Regions from separate parts of the Homo sapiens genome. Here region 2 is linked to region 1. Evidence: chromatin loops called from intact Hi-C (ENCODE). Cell type or tissue: endothelial cell of umbilical vein. All regions are shown on one strand. Links, peaks and the distances in the headings refer to the core of each region. The heading gives the core; the rest is flanking DNA. Region 1 overlaps LOC105370507 (a long non-coding RNA gene). Region 2 has its middle 43 kb from the start of BMP4.

Region 1 (10,257 bases), core at 1,097-9,096:
ATCTAATGCCAGCCTCACTATCTTTCCTATTTGGACAGCCCCTAAGGATGCATATGGACCATCTCAATCTGCTCTCTCGTCTAGACAATCAGACATATCCTTCATGGCAAAGGCAAAGAAACACATTCTTTTGAGAGCATCAGAGACCCATGGGTCTATTGTAATGACATTCTCTATGACAGCACTAGGTAATTCTTCAATACATTTTAATTCACAGTAACCAAGGTGCCTCCAGGGACAGCAGGTCCTTCAACTCAGGCAGCAAATGGGAAATATTACATTTCCTCAATGTCAGGGCATCGATAGTAACATTCTGCATTAAGAAGCAGGTCTATGGGAAAGTTAGTGGAACCAGACTCTTTACCTGTAGTGGGCAGGGGCCAAGAGAAACAAAACTGGCATCATTTTCAGGGTTGGGAAATCTAACCTGACCACACAAATAATTAAGCTGAAAGGCCACTTCATGCTCCCCCAATAAACCCAGATGTTGCACTTCACTTTAGGTAAACGTTATTTTTAGAGACATAAGAATTCAGCATCCAAAATTTATCACCCATCTGAGTGGGAGACACAGAACACAGAACAGATTTATATGTTTAGGGGGTAGGAATGGGGTTTAAGCTCAATAAAATCTTAACTGTGCTTTACTTTTTAATTTAACTTTCAAACATTTCTTTCCTGTTTTGTGACTGAGAATCTCGTACATGTCACCCTTTCAGTGAAGTATCACAGGAAAGACATTTTTGTGGTGTTTAATGGAAATAATTTTTCTTGTGGTATTGCTCTGATACCCTGGGAAACTGGCTCCCAGAGATAAATTAGACTAAAAGCCATCTAGTGCTAATTTATTAAGCAGTCAATGGTTTAAAACAACTTTCTCTGTTTCAGCTCACTGGAGATCTGTTACCGGCTCTTGAGAAGACAGCAAAGAGCCAAAGACTGATAAATTTCATAGATTATCCTGACACAGACAAAGTGAAGTGTTGGCATAGAAGGGTTTTGTAGCTGGGAAGGGGTAGTACACACTGTGGGTATGTCTATGCATGTGTACTTTACACACCTCCAACATTCAAACTTCAGTCTTCCACACTGGACCTCCCATAATAGTAGTTGAATATGCTGAAGAAACAAAAATTCTCTCTCAGGAACAAGTCTCTATAAAGAAATATCTCCTAAATTTTCTCCTACTAGAGTGTACCACAGATCAGAAAAGTTCCATCTGTAACGGAAAATATTCATGATCTTCCCCAGGGTTCTAAAGACCTCATTTTTCTACAGATGCCCTATGACAATGGTTCTTAGCCTTGGTTTCAAATTAAAATCACCAGGGAGCTGATGTCTGGGCCCTACCCTTAGAGATTCTGATGACTTTGGTCTGAGGTATGGCCTAAACTTTGAAAGTTTTAAATCCAGGTGATTCTAATGCAGTAAAGCTCAAGAACCACAGCCCTATAAGATACTGTCAGAGATTCAGGTCTATCCCACATCCGTGACTACCAGGTGACTAAGCTGTTACTATGTATCCCTTTTTTTTTCTGAAAATTCAGATCATGGTCACTGACCAGAAACACAGGGACATCAGAAATAAAGGACCAACAGTAAAATGTTTTGCGTAGCTGCTCAACTCCAAATGCTATTCTATGTGAAGGAGACTGGATGATTGAACCTGTGGAGGAAAACGCAGCTAGAATAAAGTATTGAGAAGAGGGAAAATGACTTGCTGTTCGTTTAAATTGAATTTTTTTTCAAAGGCAATATGCCACTGACCCTCTCTTCAAAGACAGAGAAGCTCCTGAGCAGAAGGCAATACTACCTTTTATGACCAGAACTAATAATTACCCTCTACATCTTAAGATGCATAAGAATCACCTGTAGAGCTCATTAAATATGCAACTGCCTAGGTCCCACCCCGGGGAGATCCTGACTCAGTAGAGCTGGAGTGGGGCCCAGGAATCTGATGTTTTCAAAGCTCCCCAGGTGATTCTGATTGAGGTGCGCTGTGCCCCACCTTTGAGAAACACTGAGTCATTCTATCTCCAGGCAACCTCATGAATGGTTCTTTTGCACAAACTGAATTGCTCTTCTTTGGTAAAATATATTATCAAAGTCAAGGAAAAACAGGGATTGTGTCTTTAGTGAAATACACTGCAAAATATTTTTTGGAAGGCATTTAACTAAAATTTATATTGAGAAATCTTCAGTCCTTTTTGGGTATCCAAGTGCCTCAGCATTTCCTCAAATTACCTACAGAGAAGAATGAAGATGAATTTCTACCCACATACAACTCTACCCACAAATTACAGCCAATATAGTTCTTGGGAATAATGAGGGATTTTTCAAAATCAAAATCCCTTCATGCTTTGAGGGATCACAAACACTGATGAGGAAAATACAACCATGAAAACAAGCACACATGCTTTATTCAAGGAATTTGGGAAAGGGAATGGATATATTCCTCCATGCTAGAAGTTACTCCCTTTTCATGATTAATATGGAAAAGCTGTCCATATTTATGTTGATTTTTTAAGGTGACACATTTTCATTATGGCAGTTTTACCCACTTAGCATCAAAGATAATGGAAAGAAACAAAATGTCATTTCCAGTTTGGGATGGAAATGTAATAACTGGAACTTACCCAGTCTCTCCTTCCAATTCAATGTGTGTGTGTTATCAGAGTAGAGCTGTACATCTGCAAGATGCAGCTATAATTATTTGGCACAAAACTTTGGAATCCATAGCTTGTGAACCTAAAATTTACTCAGAATTTATAATTCTACTGTAAATAGGGAAATGTGTATGCGTTGAGTGTGTGTGTTTGTGTGTGTGTGTATGTGTGTGTGCGTGTGTATGTGTGTGTGTTTGAGTGTGTGTGTGTGTGTGTGTGTGTGATGGGGGCAGAGATGGATATTCCTCACTTCTTTGTGTTTTTCACTCAAAATTGCCCCGGTACTCTAAAGCTCTCCAGCCTTGAACATTGTTCCCGTGCTGTGCCCACGTTCCATTGGCACAGGCACGGAATGGTATGCTTGGAATGTCTCCACCCTCCAAAATATTTTTGGATCAAGCTTATCCCTTTTCCCTGAAAAACCTCTGTTGTACAGCATTTGCTTCACTGACTTTTATATTTTTGAATGTGGACCAAATCATGAAAACTCCAGGGCCCCAGTCAACTGTTAAAAGTTCTGTTAACCCTCTGACATCAACAGAATTCTCACTGAAGGAGAGCAAACATGGAGTTCTCTGCTTGGAGTCTAGTCTCTTGTGTCATATTTACCTGCAGGCTCATTTCTAAATGCTCTTGAATTTAGACTTCAGCTTAGAGAAGCTAATTACCATCCAATTTATGTGAAAATAAATGACTTTCTTTTGTAGTTTCCTCTAGATGGGCTTGTTTTTCCTAGTGCGAACTGACAATCTCAGTCAAAGACTGGAGCCTCAGAGGGACTTGCAGGGGAGACTGCGTTTCCTCTAAGTCAAATTAGTGGGGATGTTTTCACTTGTATCCCTATGAAGTCAGTCAATAAATAATAATGTTTATAACAGTAATAGCACTATTAAAGTGTTATTATATGTGCCAGGTACTGGGATAAAATTGTCACATACAGTATCTCATTTAATTTCCATAATAATCATAGGAGATGGCATCCCTATTTTACTTTATTATTTATTTATTTGTATTTTTGAGACAGAGTTTTGCTCTTGTTGCCCAGGCTAAAGTGCAATGGCGCGATCTCGGCTCACTACAACCTCCATCTCCCAGGTTCAAGCGATTCTCCTGCCTCAGCCTCCCAAATAGCTGGGATTACAGGCATGTGCCACCACATCCGGCTAATTTTATATTTTTAGTAGAGACAGGGTTTCACCGTTTTGGTCAGGTTGGTCTCGAACTCCTGACCTCAGGTGATTCAACCATCTTGGCCTCCCAAAATGCTGGGATTACAGGTGTGAGCCACTGCACCTGGCCAGCATCCCCATTTTAGTCATAAGAAAACTTAGATCACAAAGGTAGCATGTGGCACAGTCACAATTTTTTCAATTACCATGGGTTTATAAAAGAAAAAATGACAGTGAAAAGATTTTATGTATCCTCAAGAAAACTATGATTAAAATGAAAATTAAACTTTGTTTCTAACGTATCTGTGATAGCAACATATTTTGGGGTCACTTAAGTGGGTATAGTGAAATACTTTGGAAAAAAATTCCTTTTAAAATCTTGTTGGCATTTAAGTGACACTTTGGCAAAACACTATGAAAACATCTGGTCACATCTTCTCAACACTAATTTCTTCCCTAAATGTTGTTTTTAATATGTCACAGTTGTTAAATTTGTAACAAGTAATGCCCTTGAGACTAAACAACAGTGCCTGGTATGTGAAAAATGGACAATGCATTTACAGCAGTAAAAACCAAAAGGAAATTTTAAATAAACATTTAATTGAGTACAAATAGCCTGAAAGTTATTTTGGTGGAACTTGCCCAATCTGTGTGCTGACATTAGCAGCAGGATGTTCTAAATAAACTCTGTTAAAACAAATGTTGTCTTCTTCAGTTGAGACATAACTGATCAGATTCAGTTCTTCTGAAGGATTATGGCTAGGGAAGGAACACTTGTTAGTTGGAAGGAAACTCTCCATTCATAGTCTCAGAACAAATGCATAACCACCAAAACACCAGGGAGAATGGAGCTGGGTATTTGGATATTGTACAGCAACTTCAAAGTAGACAACAAAAAGGAGAAAAACCACCACCAACCACCGATGTTTGCATATCGGTTACCCAAAGTCCATGGGCCTGATTCACTTCCTCTCTAACTCTAAAAGGATTTTTCCTTCTAGATAAAGCCCTGCATATTTGAATAGAATCCAACATATGTACTTGTCTCAGGCTATATTTTGCTCTTGCTGTATTATAATTTTGTGCAGTGGAAAGTCTTGCAAAGTTCTACAATGAGGGAAAAATTCAAAACACAGATCATATTCAGGCAATTAGTAATGCAGCTGAGAAAGAGGGGCTGTGTATGTCATATAGCCAATTATTTGAAAACAATTATTTTTCAGTTTCATGTATTGACTATTTCCACATATGGATAGACAGATGCTTTTGAGCAGAAATGTTTTTCCACTGATATGGAATCCTTGAAGAAACCAGATTGGCTTTGATGTGATTCAGAGATTGTGTCATTCATCAAATGGTTTTAAAGAATGTGACTAACCTTAGGGTTCGTTCAACCTGAAAATAAACACAGATGGTTTTGGGTGAACAAACTATTTTCCATAGCAGATTTAACCATACATGTAATGGAATATGCATCCTTTGTATTTAGTGCCACATTTGACTTAACATAAAAGCAATTAGAGTGAACATGAGTCAAACTTTCTAATATAGTAAATGTGTAACTTAGTCCCATCCCATTGAAAAAAATTTTATATTGAAATATTTTAAAACATACAGAAGAGTTGTATACATATTACAAAGAACTTTTATTCTTGAATCTTTTTTTTTTTTTTTGAGATGGGATCTTGCTCTATTACTCAGGCTGCAGTGCAGTGGCATGATCACAGCTCACTGCAGCCTTGACCTCGTGAGCTCAAGCAATCCTCCCACCTCAGCCTCCTGAGTAGCTGGAACTACAAGCATGCACCATCGCACCTGGCTAATTTTTCTATTTTTAGTAGAGATGAGGTCTCACCATGTTGCCCAAGCTGGTCTTGAACTCCTGAGCTCATGTGGTCCCTTCACCTTGGCCTCCCAAAGTGTTGGGATTACAGGCATGAGCCAACTTGCCTGGCCAATTCTTGAGTCATTTAAGAGTAAGTTGTAGGCATAATTTTCTATTTCTCCTGAATAATTCAGTATGTTCTTCCTACAAATGACCTGCAAAGCAGGAAATTAACACTGATATATTATTACCACCTACTCCAGAGTTTCAACTATTGCCCCAACAATGTACTTTATAGTAATGGATCTCAAACTTTAGTGTGCTACAAAATCAATGGGAAGTCTCAGTAAATACAGATTAGTGGGCCCAAATCCAGGGTTTCTGATTAAGTGGGTTCAACATGAGGTCCAAAATTTTATATTTCCAAGCAAGTTCCTAGGTGGTGCTGAAGCTGCTAATCCTGGGACCACACTTCAAGAACCATTGCTTTATGGCAAAAAATCCAATCCAAGATCACATGTTGCATTTAATGACTGTGTCTGTTTAGTTTCCTTTAATATGAGGACATTTTTCAGCTATTCCTTGACTTACATGATCTTGTGGTTCTGGCAGCGTACAGGACAGCTAACTATACTCTACAGACTATCCCTTAATATGGGTTTGTCTGATGCTTCTTCGTGATTAAATTCAGGTTATGATTTTTAGCAGGAATATATCACAAAAATGTTCATCTTATTGCATCCTCTTGGGTGGTACAGAATTTTAATTTGCCTCATTACTGGTGTTAACTTTGATCACTTGATTAAGATGGTCCTTGCCAGGCTTCTCTACTACAAAGCTACACTTTTTCCTTTACATTTGTAATTTTAAAACATATTGTAGGGAGATAGTTTGTCACTTAAGTAAATATCCCATCTCTCATCAAATTCTTATCCACTAGTTCTAGCAGCCACTGATGTTTTTTGCCTGAATTGATTATTACTACAACAATTGCCAAATGCTGTTTTCTAACTCTGTCTTCCCTTCTACATTTATTCATTGCTATTCTACTGTTTTATTTCCCCCATTTATTTATTCAGTATTTATCAGTATAGACTGATGGATTCCTATTTTATTTAATGGGTTACAATCCATTATTTTGTATTTATTTTGATGCTTAAATTGTCCCAGAGTTGGCCTGTGGGAGTCCAGTCAAGCTGACTTCTGTGTCCTTTCTTTATGTCCCAGCATTACTTCAACATTCCCTTGCTCTCTTATATCAAAAGATGTTCTGGCTCTTCTTTTACTTTTTCTACCCAGACCCAAAATCAATCATTTTCTCAAAGAGACCTAGTTGCTTTTAATGGGGAATGGTATTTTAAGATCAAGATATAGGTTCAATTTATCTTTTACTATTGGTATATTGCTGCTCCTAGTCTCTCTCAGTAGACAGAGCTAGCAGATATATGTATATGTAAACACACTCACACATACATACCAGAGTTACATCTAAATTTAACTCTCTGCTTATATTATTGAAATGTGCATGTGTGTACATATAGGCTTGCATCTATATATTTCTATTTTGGCCTATGTATTGATAATCATGAGTTCATGCCTCCAATTCCAACCCAACATCACAGGATTCAATCTAGCTTTCTTCCTCTCTCTAACTCCATTATTCTCAATATTTTTACTTAATTAGCCCCCAATATGTAACAATCTCCCAACTTAACCAGAATAAGAAGTTACTAATTACTAAAGGATACCTGAAGTTTCAGGAGGCTTTGTATACCCAAAGAAAACCAAGCTAGCATTTTTTTGGTGGCTTATAGGTCATCTTACCACAATAGTATCATCCTAAGCAACTCAAAAAATTAACTCAGCTGCATTACAAAAAGTCAAGTGCTTTGAAGTGTGAGCTGCCTGTAGCTATCTCTACTTATACTCATCAGATACACAAGTTTTCCATTCTCTTCAGGGTCAGATCATGAAGTTAGAGGTGATCTCACAGCCTAACATAGTTTAAAGTTTAAGAGCTGACTCCTCCCTGTACCCCCTCCATAGGAATGACTGCTGTCAAGAAGACCCTCCAGAGCTCCTGGAAGGGGACATTGAGTTAAATATGACTAATTGAACACATATATTTACCTCCTATTCCACCTCAAATCTCACCAAAAGAGGGAATGGGGAGAAAGGAGGTATTAACTCAAACAAAGAGAACGGGATATCAGGAAAATGCAAATCAAAACCACAGTGAGGTATCATTTCCACCCTACTTGGGATGGCTATTATCAAAAAGACAAAAAATAAATGCTGACAATGATGCAGAGAAAAGGGAACTCTTACACACTGTTATTGGGAATGTAACCTAGTATAACCACTATGGAGAGCAGTATGGAGAGTCTTCAAACAAAAAAAAAAACAGCTATGAATAGAACTACCATATGATCCAGGAATCCCACTTTTGGGTATTTATCCAAAAGAAAGGAAATCAGTACATAAAAAAGACATCTGCACCCCCATGTTTATTGCAACATATTCACAATAGCCAAGATATGGAATCAACCTAGGTGTCCACCTACAGATGAATGGATAAAGAAAATGTAGTATATGTACACAATGGAATACTATTCAGCCATAAAAAAGAATGAAATCCTATCATTCCCAGCAACATGAATGGAACTGGAGGACATTATATTAAGTGGAAATGAAATATCTCATGTTCTCACTCATATGTGAAAGCTAAAAAAAATGAGTGCATAGAAGTAAAAAGTAGAACAGAAGATACTAGAGGATGGGAAAGGTAGAGGGAAAGGGAGAGATTTGTTAAAGGATATAAAATTACAGCTAGATAGGACGAATAAATTCTAGTGTTCTATAGCACCATAGGATGACTATATAGATATAGTTTCAAATAGCTAGAATGAGAATATTGAATGTTCACAACACAAAGAAATGATAAATGAGATGGATTTGCTAATTACCCTAATCTGATCACTATACATCATATGTATCAAAACATCACTATGTACCCCATAGATATGTACAATTATGGCTTCCATTTAAGACATTTTAAAAATATGATTCTAAAAAAATTAAAAATTTAAAAAGCAAAACACCCCACCGATATGGTTTGGATTTGTATCCCTGCCCAAATCTCATGTCGAATTGTAATCCCCAAAGTTGGAGAAGGGGCCTGGTAAGAGGTGACTGAATCATGGGAGTGGATTTCCTTCTTGCTCTTCTCATGATAGTGAGTGAGTTCTTATAATATCTGGTTATTTAAAAGTATACTGTAGCAACTCCCCCTTTCCTCTCTTCCTCCTGCTCTGGCCATGTGAATATGTGCCTATTTCCCCTTTGACTTTGGCCATGACTGTAAGTTTCCTAAGGGCTCCCCAGCCATCCTTCCTGTGCAACCTGTGGAACCATGAGTCAATTAAACCTCTTTTCTTTATAAATCACCCCAGTCTCAGTCTCAGGTATTTCTTTATAGCAGTGTAAGAATGGACTAATACACCCACAAAAAACCCCAAAGGAAATGGAAAAGAAAATAATGGCAAAAAAAGTTTAGAAAAAATAAGAAACACCAGTATCTCCAAAATTGGGCATGGAAGGCAAACTTGAAGACAAGAAAATTCATTAAAGTTGACATAGGAAGCTACATTCATAAATCCTCTTCCTCATTGTTTGTTGCAGGCTGCAGTCTCTTCCATATCTGAGCAAAAAAACTTTCTCCACACTAGAAAAAAAAAATCAAAAACCATAGAGGCCAGATTCAGGGATGATAGACAGAGCTGAGAAAAGGTATCCATATTGAAAATGGGGATTAAGTGAAAGTCAAATTACTGAATGGTGAAAATTCTGACCCCCGTACCCCCACCTCAAAATATTCAACATATACCCTTCTCCCCATATGACTCCAAGGACCTGACACAGGCTTTTATAATTCAGTAAAAGATTTAAGATTCCTTTGGGAAAATACACCAGCCCAAAAGATAAGACTCAAAATTCTGACAGTTTGGGGTTCTCTGATAAAATGACTAAGCCAGATCATCCTACACCAAAATCCACCATTCGACAGCACACTGACTATCCTCATACCTCTCCCTTAACTATGAATGAGCTGGAAAAAGAAAACTTCAAAGCTCATGGGAGTATGGAAAAATTGTTTCTTTCAGAACATCATTTGCAAAGTTTTATATGGTGCCTGAACTTCCCAAGAACTCTTATCCCTCACAACAGATGACTAGAAAGGGACTTTTCCTTCATTTGAAACTGGAGGAACTATGATGTCAAGAAAATGGAGACAACTTCTAAAGGTGCTTTGCTCTCTCAACATCTTGGTGATTTTACATTAGGCACCTCTGGAAGTCACATTAACCCTTCCATATAAAATGTAATTATTTACTTTGTAAATGTAATTAGTCCTGTAATTTTTCAACTTGTAGGAACTCTAAAACTCTACTGTATAGATTGAGGTCATTCTAACCTCTACTAATTAGAGTCACTTAACCTATACTAATGCCAATTGACTACAAGTTCAGGGACTATAATCTGAGAAACCATGTACCTTGCTGTTTGGACAAAAGTTTCCCTTCCCAGGAATTCCAGC
Region 2 (10,257 bases), core at 1,243-9,242, 110 kb before region 1:
TTTCATGAGCAACTGGCTGAGGCCTCTCTTCTTGCACTACTTGAGTCACTACCACTCTAACTCTTAACCAGCCCAAACATCCTCAGGTAAGTGATAAACAGGGAATATCACCACAGGATATCACTTCTACAAGTCTGTACTGCTGGTAGGAATAAAAGCTGGTTCAAATATTGCAGGAAGCAGAGGAGGGAGGGATGGGTGGTATTTACCTACACATTTCAAAAGCCTTAAGTTTTTACGTATCTTTTGATCTAATCATTCAACTTCTAGGAATTTCTTATTATTTATTTATTCATCTACTTATTTAATAAAAATATATATTGCTTATTATATGGCAGGTACTGCTTTAAATATTTTTTAAATTTACTTATTTAATCTTCGTAACAATCCCATGAGTTAGGCACTATTATTATCCTCATTTTATAGTTGAGGAAAATAAGGCACAGAGAGGTCAAGTAAGTTACATATGGTCACCAGCTAGTACATGGCAGAGCCAGTATTTAAACCCTTACGGTCTGACTTCTGAAGTCAGATAGACTCTGAAGTCTACTTCTACCTTAGAGGTAACCATACATTATACCGCTTAACCAGTCGTCACGGATGAACAGAAAGATTTCGAGACAGCTGTTCCTTCAATACAAATGCATTAATGTCTCCTGTGTGCCAAGCGCAGCCTTTGTTCCCCTGGAACAAGTGACTTAGGCACTGATTTTCACACTGAGGGTAAAAGCTCATCTGTGGATCATGAAATAATTTAGTAGATTGTGACCAGAAAAAAATTTTAATGATATTGAAATGAACAGAAATCACCGGAAAGTGAGTTTTGTTTCATGACTTTTTTCCACTTATATGTGTGTCACATGCATATGTCAGATACACAGGTGAGTGCTGGGTCACAGATTACTATGTACTTCTTATCCTGAGCTGCAGTCAGAAAGGGTAAAAGTCATGAGTCTAACAGAAGAGATAAATATTAGATAAGTAATTAAGCCTAGACAACATAGTAAGGCCATATCTCTAAAAAAATATGAAAAAAACAATTAGCTGGACTTGGTGGTATAGACCTGTAGTCCCAGCTACTCAGGAGGCTGAGGCAGGAGGATTGCTTGAGCCCAGGAGTTTGAAGTTGCAGTGAGCTATGATCATGCAACTGCAATCCAGCCTGGATGACAGAGAAAGACCCTGTCTGTAAAAAAAATTTTTTTTAATTAAATAATACAATTGCATCAAAAGTAGTTTTTTAAAAAATTGCCAAAATTGTCTAAATATAGATTATTAAATAAATTATGGTACAGCAATATAATGGAATTCTATCCAGAAACTAAAATTATATTGTAGATAAGTAGTAACATGGAAACATGTGCAAGATATATAGATAATAAGAAAAGTCAGATTATAAAACATATTAAAAAACACATACACATTTGCATGAAAAAGAACTAAAAAGGATAGTCATCAAGATATTCCTAGCTGTGGAAATTATATGAAAAAATATTTTCTTCTTTTGTTTTTCTGCATTTTCTAAAATGAACATAATTACTTTTATAAGAGATATTTTATATACAATAAGATATATTCTTATATATGATATAAATTAAGGATTAGTATCAACAGTTAAATAACTGTTGCAAGCAATAATATTAAAATATTAAATGATTACTAATTAAAATGTTTAAATATATAAATATAATAAATCTGTAAAATATATTAAAATAATAACACTAATTAATTAAATTAAATTAAATAATTAAATAATGTTAGGACAAGCTATTCAATAAAAAAATGAGCAAAGGATGGGAGCAAATAATTCCCATCCTTTGGAAGAGGATGGAAGAGGAAACTTTCTGCCAAATAAACACACCAAATGATGCTCAACCACTATCAGATGCAAATTAAAACAACAGATGCAGAGATTTTAGAATATTGCTTCGATCAGTTTCACAAACTGCTAACCCTGCCCTAGAAAGACAATTTTAAGAAAGTCCATTATATGACAATCTGGAATTTTAGAATGGAAATAATGAGTATTCACCTTACAAAGCAATAGGTTCACTCTACATATCACATATCAAACTGGCCCAGGGCACTTAATATGTGGTTTTATATATGCCTCAACTTCCAAACGCCAAGAGACTAAAACACTGGCATTGATGAGCAGCTCTACAATATCACAAAATAAGTCATCAAATGAGGTACAAAGACTTCTCTAAAAAATACAAAAAATTTTTAAATTTTATAAAGATTAAGTAAACTTTAAAAATATTTAAAGCAGTACCTACCATATAAGCAATACATGTTTTTATTAAATAGATAAATAAATAAATAAGAAATTCCTAGAAGTTGAATTTTTCCTATCTTAAATTTTAAATTTTAGATAGGAAAATAGCGTGTATAGATGTAACTGACACTTTTTCAGTGCTCTCTCTACACACACACATACACAAACCCACAGACACACTCACACACGTACTATATTAACCTCTTAGCATACATTATCTCATTCAATCCCTACAACAACTTTATGAGTTGTAGTTATTACTTTAGCCCCATTTTTACTACAAGACAACTGAGGCTACAAGAGGTTAAGTAATGTGTCCCACAAACAGGGTAGAAGAGAAAGGATTTGAGCCCAGATCTCAATGCCTCCACAGTGCACAATCTCAGCCATGTGGGTAGTTACACACATATTGATATCTGGCAGTTAGTTGTGCTTGATGCTAATTAGAATGTAGTTTTTGGGGTCAGAAGGTTTTAAAAACAGGTCTGGGAATTACCGGCACTGGATATAGATTCTCTCGTTTCCAAGTGATGACTTTCTTAGAGTACACATTCATAATGAATATGGTTATGAGTGGATTTTTCCCTGGTGAAAATGTAAATTTCATAAAAAAGTGTGTCTTGTTCTGGAGAGAATTTTTGCAAGTGTACATGATAACAAGGAAGATTATCATGGTCTTTTTCTATGCTGATATGATTTAAATAAAAGAAGACCAAAATCATTGTCTTAGGCTCTTTCTGTAACATTATAAAATATGGTTATAATATATTTGGCCTGCAGACTTTAATATTATGTGTTACACCATAGTCATCAGAGTTTTGACAATAAGAGTAATAATGAAAATAACAATAGTATTAATAACAGTAATCCACTAAGAAAATTATAAATGATAACCAAGTGTAAAAGCTGCCTATTGGAAATAGATACTTGTGAATGGAAGATGAACTTCAAGTTTTTAATTTTATTGTTTCTGGGAGATAGGGTCTATCTCTGCAGGACCTGACAACTGGAAAATATGAATCACTTGGAATGGAACGCAAGCCATAATTGTCATTCTCGATGGTTTCCAATAGTAATGGTACTAGCACTTGTGTTAACTATACCATTTTAGCAGTGGCTATTAGTTGCATTAGTGGTAGCGATGACGACTGTGTTTCATTTCAACAGTTGGCCAACATCTTTCATGTGTACTCATTTGTCTGAGATTCCCTTGTTTCTCCTATCCTCATTTTCTCTTTGCCCTGATTCCTTCATTTTTATATTTTATCCATTTTACAAACTACCTAAAATAATTTAGGAAATAAGATCAAAATAAGTGCACGCATAAAGAGCCAAACGTTCTCATCTCATAAGTCAGGGTTAATTTTTCTCCCTTTAGACACAGAGGTCCAGTGTAAATGGCTTGGCTAATGGCTTATAAGTGGCTCCTGAGTGGGAGTTGAGGATTAAGGTCTCAGGTGCTGACATGATGACACTAGACCACTTCTTTGTATTGGCAGAAAATTGAGCACAATTGCCCTTACTTCCTAATTTATTCTTTCGTAGTATAAAGTTGCAGCCATTTCTAATCAAGCCTTGTAGACTGTGGTCATCGGAGAAAAACTGGAAGGGTGAACAGAGCAGAGGATGACTTTAGTGTGTGTTCTGTGTAGACAACTGTTTTTAACACAAAATCTCTTTTGTTTCATGTTTTTATATGAACTCCTGAAAGTAATGATTGCTTATGTTGCCTGTCAGGTTATAACACAGGGTTTTAAACACATACACACACACACACACACACACACACACACACACACACGGAATATGCCATTACAACAGGTAATTAAGCAATTGTTAAATATATTTTCAGTGAATCTACCAGAGCAAATGAAATTTTAATAGACAACAACATTATAGCAATTAAATATGTAAATAAAATAAAATAAGGCAAATTACTAAAATATTTCCCCCCTCCCTCTGCCCAGTTTCATCAAACCCACTACTTATTGGGTACTGCATGGTTGAGGTAGAACCATGGTTTATGGCCATTGCTGGTGTCCCTGGGGCCAGAGCAATGAGTGGCAATATGAAATAGAACCCCAATTAGTCCAGAATGTGGTTCTGATTCACTGTCCTCACCACCGTGTTGGGATAGAAGTAAAGAGTAGGTATAGATCGCCTAAAGAAAAAAGGGGGTGTCTTTATGTTCAGGGAAAAGGTGTAAGAAGAGCAAGAGCTGAGAGGCTGCCTTCAACACTGCTGCTGCTTCAGCTCATTTTTTATCTTTTCATCCCTCCCTCAGAGTTTTCAAAGCTGGAGCTCAAATTCAGGTCTAAGCTAATAGAGAGAGGGAAGGCAGGAGGTTAAACCAAACTGTTAACTGTGTCTCTTCAAAACTGACATTTAATACAGGGTGTAAATCACTAGGGGGGCCTGTTATTCCTTCAGGAATGCAATTACATAGGGTCAAATAAAACATGAAAGAAACCAACAAGTTTTAAAATGTAGTATGTTCTCAAAAGTAGGCAAGAAGGAATGTGAAGCAGTCCAAATATGCTAACACTCCCTGCTGTCCTATAGGAGAGGATTACAAGGAGAGGTTTCTGCTCTTTAATGATTATGTGGTTAAGCAGGAGTATGGGAGCACGTCACCCAGCCCGGCCACTTCACACTGGACTCTCGGCTTTCTGCAGATCCCTGCATTCATTCAACGCAGGTGTAGGCCCTGCTGCCTCGCCAATTACCATTACAGTCCTATTACCAGGACTGCCTCCACTTAACACTTTTGAAAATGTTTATATGTGAACACTGTGGGATTTTTGTCTTTCTGTTTTTCTCTTTCTTTTTTTCTCTTTTTTCTTTTCTTTTTCTTTTCTTTTTTTTTTTTTTTTTGAGACAGAGTCTCGCTCTTTTGCCCAGGCTGGAATGCAGTGGTGTGATCTTGGCTCACTGCAACCTCCGCTTCCTGGGTTCAAGCGATACTCCTGCCTCAACCTCCCGAGTAGCTGGGACTACATGCCACCACGCCCAGCTAATTTTTATATCTTTAGTAGAGACGGGATTTCACCATGTTGGCCAGGCTGGTCTCAAACTCCTGACCTCAAGTGATCTGCCCGCCTTGGCCTCCCAAAGTGCTGGGATTACAGGCGTAAGCCACGGCGCCCAGCCCTGTTTTTCTCTTTCATACTAAAAACCAAAACACCAGCAGAATCCTTATTCTGTGACTTTGAAGATAGACAAAAATTTAATGTTGGACTTTTGCTAAAGGTTTTCCAGTGGTTATGGCTACCTGTAATTTGCGTAGTGCTAATTTCTTCCATGGGGCAGGGTGGAGGGTGGGCTTATGTTGATATTTTGGGATGTGTCTGTTAACAGTTTGGAGTGTTTCAAACAATTGGATGCCTTAAAACCTTGGGTTTTTCAGTTTAACATCCTCATGAACTAGGGTGACCAACTCATCCCAGTTTGCCTAGGGCTTCCTGGATTTTAGCACTGAAAGTCCTACCTATGTGTAATCAATCATTTTTTTTTTAAAGTCTTGCTTTTAAATGTACATGGTAGAAACTGTGTATAGATTGTGTGAGGAGAGGAGATGGCTGGGAAGGGGCACTGGAATTACAACTATACTAATTATAAAAGAATTTGAACAAAACAGACGGGTCATCTGGGTTCAAATTCCTGTATAATCACTGATTTTTATAAGCTAGCTCTCACTTCTCCAAGAAAAATACAGTTTCAAATGAGTCATGATTAAAACTTGATTTTTCTTATCTTTCTTACAAAATGAATCAAACTACACAGCCAAGTTCTCAGAGTCTAATTCCAAAAGGTGCAGATCCTATCACTTTGGTTTAGTTGGCTGAATCTTAGGAGCCCCTTCCTGTACCTTTCTCCCTACACTCTCAACCAAGCAATGGTGGCCTGAGGCTGGTTCTTATGAATCCTCCCTCCAGGAGCTGCTGCAGAGGGTGAGCCAGGCCACCTCCTGCACACTGACTATGATGTCACAACTGGGTATGTCTCTGAGGTGCACCATTTCCCAAGCTCATTCCTACATCAGCAATTATTCTACAGGCTCCCAGATCTTTCTGGAAATCCTTTGTCAACTCCACAAATTGCATGGCTACCCCCAGCCCATGAGATACACCATTTTGATGGAAAGCTGAGTTATCAAAATCTTAGGGCTCAGTTCAGCTCCTGAAAGCAGCAGAACTCTGAGGAGTCTGAAGAATAGAGGAAAACTAAGTTCACCTTATATGTTTCTCTAAGTCCTTTGGCTTTTTACTTGAAGAATCCATATTCTGTTTTTGTGGTATTTCCTTTTCTGTATAAAGGATACTGAGTGGTTTTATTTCACCAAAAATAACACAAAGTAAAGTAAAAAGTAGTAATAATTCAAGTTTTCTCTCTTGACTTATGATTTATGCCTCTTTCCTTAGTGATTCCCCTTTCCTGTGCTTAAAATTCATCTGTTCAGATCAGACATACTGTAAATATCAATCTTTAAACTTTGTCAAAGACAAGGAAATTGATGGTAGACAGCTAGAACAAATAAGTACTCAAAGACTAAAGGAAGAGACTTGGAAGGGTAGAAAGGTGCCTCCCTGCAATTTTCAAAGGAGCATGAGGTATGTGCTGGGGACAAGAACACGGCCTTGGGAAGCAAACAGATCTGGGTTTGAATTCCAGCCCAGGCACTTATTAACTAAGTGATCTAGGACAAGATACTTCATCTCTGCAAATTTCAGTTCCTTATCTGTCCCACGGGATAATTCTAGTTTTTATATGAGCATAGGAAATGATATATGTAAAGCACCCCAAACACAGTAAATGTCTAATAAGTAGTAGCTATTATTACCAAGGTGATAGATTTAACAGGAAAAAGCGACCCCTGGCAACACCCCAGTGTGTTGCATGCCACAGCGCCCTCAGTGTTTTCACTGCTGGGTTTCTTCCCTAATGGACATCTCTAGGAACTCTGAGCTCTTAATCTCAGCCTTCCACCCACACTCCCTAACTAGCCTCAGGCAAATCACTTATCTGACTCAATTGCTTCATCTGTAAAGAGGAGGAAAATAATATTTACCTTCCTCAGAGGAATGTTGGGAGAATTAATGAATGCTTGCAAAGTACCCCGAGATGTACAGATGAAAGGCAGTATAGAATTGCAAAGTATTATTATAAATATTAGTGTTATTTTGACACATTTGCATGCCTGCATGCATGTGTGGGCAAATTTGCACCTGAGAGCCTCGGATCAAAGGGTGTCACTTTCAAGTATCATCCTATGAGTACCTCTGGCAGCCCATGGACATCTATGTCTGTGCAATTTATACACAGTACAACAGTCCCATAAACGAGAATTTGCCCAGAAAAAGAAACACTGCATTGGGTAACTGGTATAAAATCAACCATAGCCCATGGTTAGGTCCTTTCCTTCTTTGGCAGTGCCATGATCCTTCCAGCTGCCCATAAGGATGAAAACCTGACTATGTGATCAGCTCCCTAAAAGCAGTGAAGTGCAATTCTTTAATCTTTTGTTTTCATGTTTTTGTAAACAAGGTCTCGCTATTTTGTCCAGGCTGATCTCGAACTCCTGGCCTCAAGCAAACTTCCTACCTCAGACTCCCAAAGTTCTGGATTACAGGCATGAGCCATCACATCCATTCTGAAGTATAACTCTTTCTCAGACTTCTTTATTTTTCAACTGAAAAAAATGACCTTGAGCCTCAAAGAGTTTGTTCCCAAATGAACTACATCTACTTGCAAAGCACACACCATAAAATCAGATTGCAAAGAAACACCTTCTCCAAAGTTGCAATTGCTCTCACAGCCATGTTCTCCCCCTCAGCAGGGCCAAGTTTTGCCTCTTGCTGCTCTCCTCCTCTTCTCTGCTTCCTCCCATTTGTCCCCACTCCCACCAACTCACTCCCCTCCCCACTAAGTGGTATGAGGTATGATTACTACAACACTATTCACTAAAATAGGACATCACATAACTCCCAGGAGACCAATTCTGTGGCCTGTGCTTTCAGGAATACAAGAGTAAGAGCCAGTGGAAGTTACATGAGATAATTAGAAATCCCTCATGCCTCAGACTGAGCCCTCAGCAGACATTCCTGCCTGTGTGATGATGTGGCCTCCTCCTCAGATTCCAGAAGAGTAGCATATGGGCATGAGCAAGACATATGTCTGATCTCTGCTGCAAATTTTGCATCCTGGCAAGAGACAGCAAGGCTTATTCCAGACCCCAATTCTCATTCCTGCTCCAGCCATCACAAACACCTGCTGACACCAATGAAGAACAAGCCTGTAATCCTCGTAAAAGAACACTCTTGAACCCTAGAAACCAGGGGAAGTAATGAATGCTAGCTTTTAAACTGTCATACTTTCTGCTCCTGAGCTAGATTGGACACTGAGGAAGCAGGTGACTGCTTTTGAGGTATGGCTAGAGTGTACACAGGCCTCCCTGTTGCTAATATCTCCTTCCACTAGCTGAGCAGATGGCCTGAAGTCCCTATAAGTTGTGGTTGAGACACTGTCTCTGCAAGGCCATATTTAGAATGGTAATACGATACCTGAAAATCAACATTTTAAATCATTCCAGTGGTGTGCTGGAACTAGCTCACAGCAGTTCACGAGAGACAACCATGTTCATCTCTCCCCACCTCTATGGGTGAAAAAGTGTGCACCTTTACTGCACACTACTGATTAGCAATCACTTTCATCCATTATCACTTGATCACAGATGAGTGTATGCTATTAAGAAGGAATGAAGTCCAGGTTGGTTTTGAGGTTGGGAAGCAAATGAAAATATTGGGAGGCACAAAGAGCTCCCTGGGAAGGAAGGTGAACATGGAGGGAAGAGGCCATTATTGCCAAGAATCTGGGAGCAGCCACAGGTACTGGGTGCCTTGGGGAGCAAGGACCAGGATGCCTGCTTCAAGGTTTTGCCAAAGGTGGGCTAGCCTTGTGCGTTTTAGCAGCAAGTAGAGGATGCAGCAATCTTCACATTCCCTAGGATGTTAGGAGAAAAAAAAATTCTGGGTTTCAGGCCCTTTGTGGCCCTAGCGACCTGTATAATCTCTCTCTGAGCCCCAATTTCCTTCATTATAAAATGAAAACAACAGTACAGTTATCTCTTGGTATCTGCTGGGAATTGTTTCCAGGACTCATACTGATGCCAAAATCGGCAGATGCTCAAGTCCCCGATATATGATGGTGTAGTGTTTCCATAAAACCTATGCACATCTTCCTGTATACCTTAAATCATCTCTAGGTTACTATAATACCTAATACACTGTAAATGCTATGTAAAGAGTTGTTATGCCTTGTTTTTTTGTATTATTTTTATTGCTGTAGTTGTATTCAATATTTTCAATCTGTGCTTGGTTGAATCTGTGGATGAGGAACTCACGGATACAGAGGGCCAGCTGAACTAATGTAATAGGATTTTTGAAGGATTTGGGGAAATAATGTCTGTAAAGTACTTGCTCCTAATCATGTTTCTTTTTTTAAATTTAATTTTATTATTATTATACTTTAAGTTTTAGGGTACATGTGCACAATGTGCAGGTTAGTTACATATGTATACATGTGTCATGCTGGTGTGCTGCACCCATTAACTCGTCATTTAGCATTAGGTGTATCTCCTAATGCTGTCCCTCCCCCCTCCCCCTACCCCACAACAGTCCCCAGAGTGTGATGTTCCCCTTCCTGTGTCCATGTGTTCTCATTGTTCAATTCCCACCTATGAGTGAGAACATGCAGTGTTTGGTTTTTTGTCCTTGCGATAGTTTACTGAGAATGATGATTTCCAATTTCATCCATGTCCCTACAAAGGACACGAACTCATCATTTTTTATGGCTGCATAGTATTCCATGGTGTATATGTGCCACATTTTCTTAATCCAGTCTATCATTGTTGGACATTTGGGTTGGTTCCAAGTCTTTGCTACTGTGAATAGTGCTGCAATAAACATACGTGTGCATGTGTC

What was found. A loop is a pair of places that touch in the nucleus more often than their neighbours do. Peaks named below come from ENCODE experiments on the same cell type or tissue, not always from the same donor. Only the 100,000 strongest peaks of a DNase experiment are listed, where the experiment ranks them.
Region 2: a loop joins it to region 1, with 4 times the contacts of the local background. A loop is called at or near these places in 2 of 110 quality-filtered maps.

Annotation. Positions count from the first base shown.
Region 1 is chr14:54,104,146-54,114,402 of GRCh38, forward strand. The region is part of intron 4 of LOC105370507 (a long non-coding RNA gene); the gene reads right to left. Among named protein-coding and RNA genes, the nearest start is that of BMP4, 150 kb to the left of the region's middle. In endothelial cell of umbilical vein, for the core only: no CTCF peak of the experiment used is centred there; DNase peaks (open chromatin) are centred at 4,796 and 5,166; H3K27ac peaks cover 3,580 bases.
Region 2 is chr14:53,994,481-54,004,737 of GRCh38, forward strand. No RefSeq gene overlaps it. Among named protein-coding and RNA genes, the nearest start is that of BMP4, 43 kb to the left of the region's middle. In endothelial cell of umbilical vein, for the core only: no CTCF peak of the experiment used is centred there; a DNase peak (open chromatin) is centred at 6,041; H3K27ac peaks cover 1,577 bases.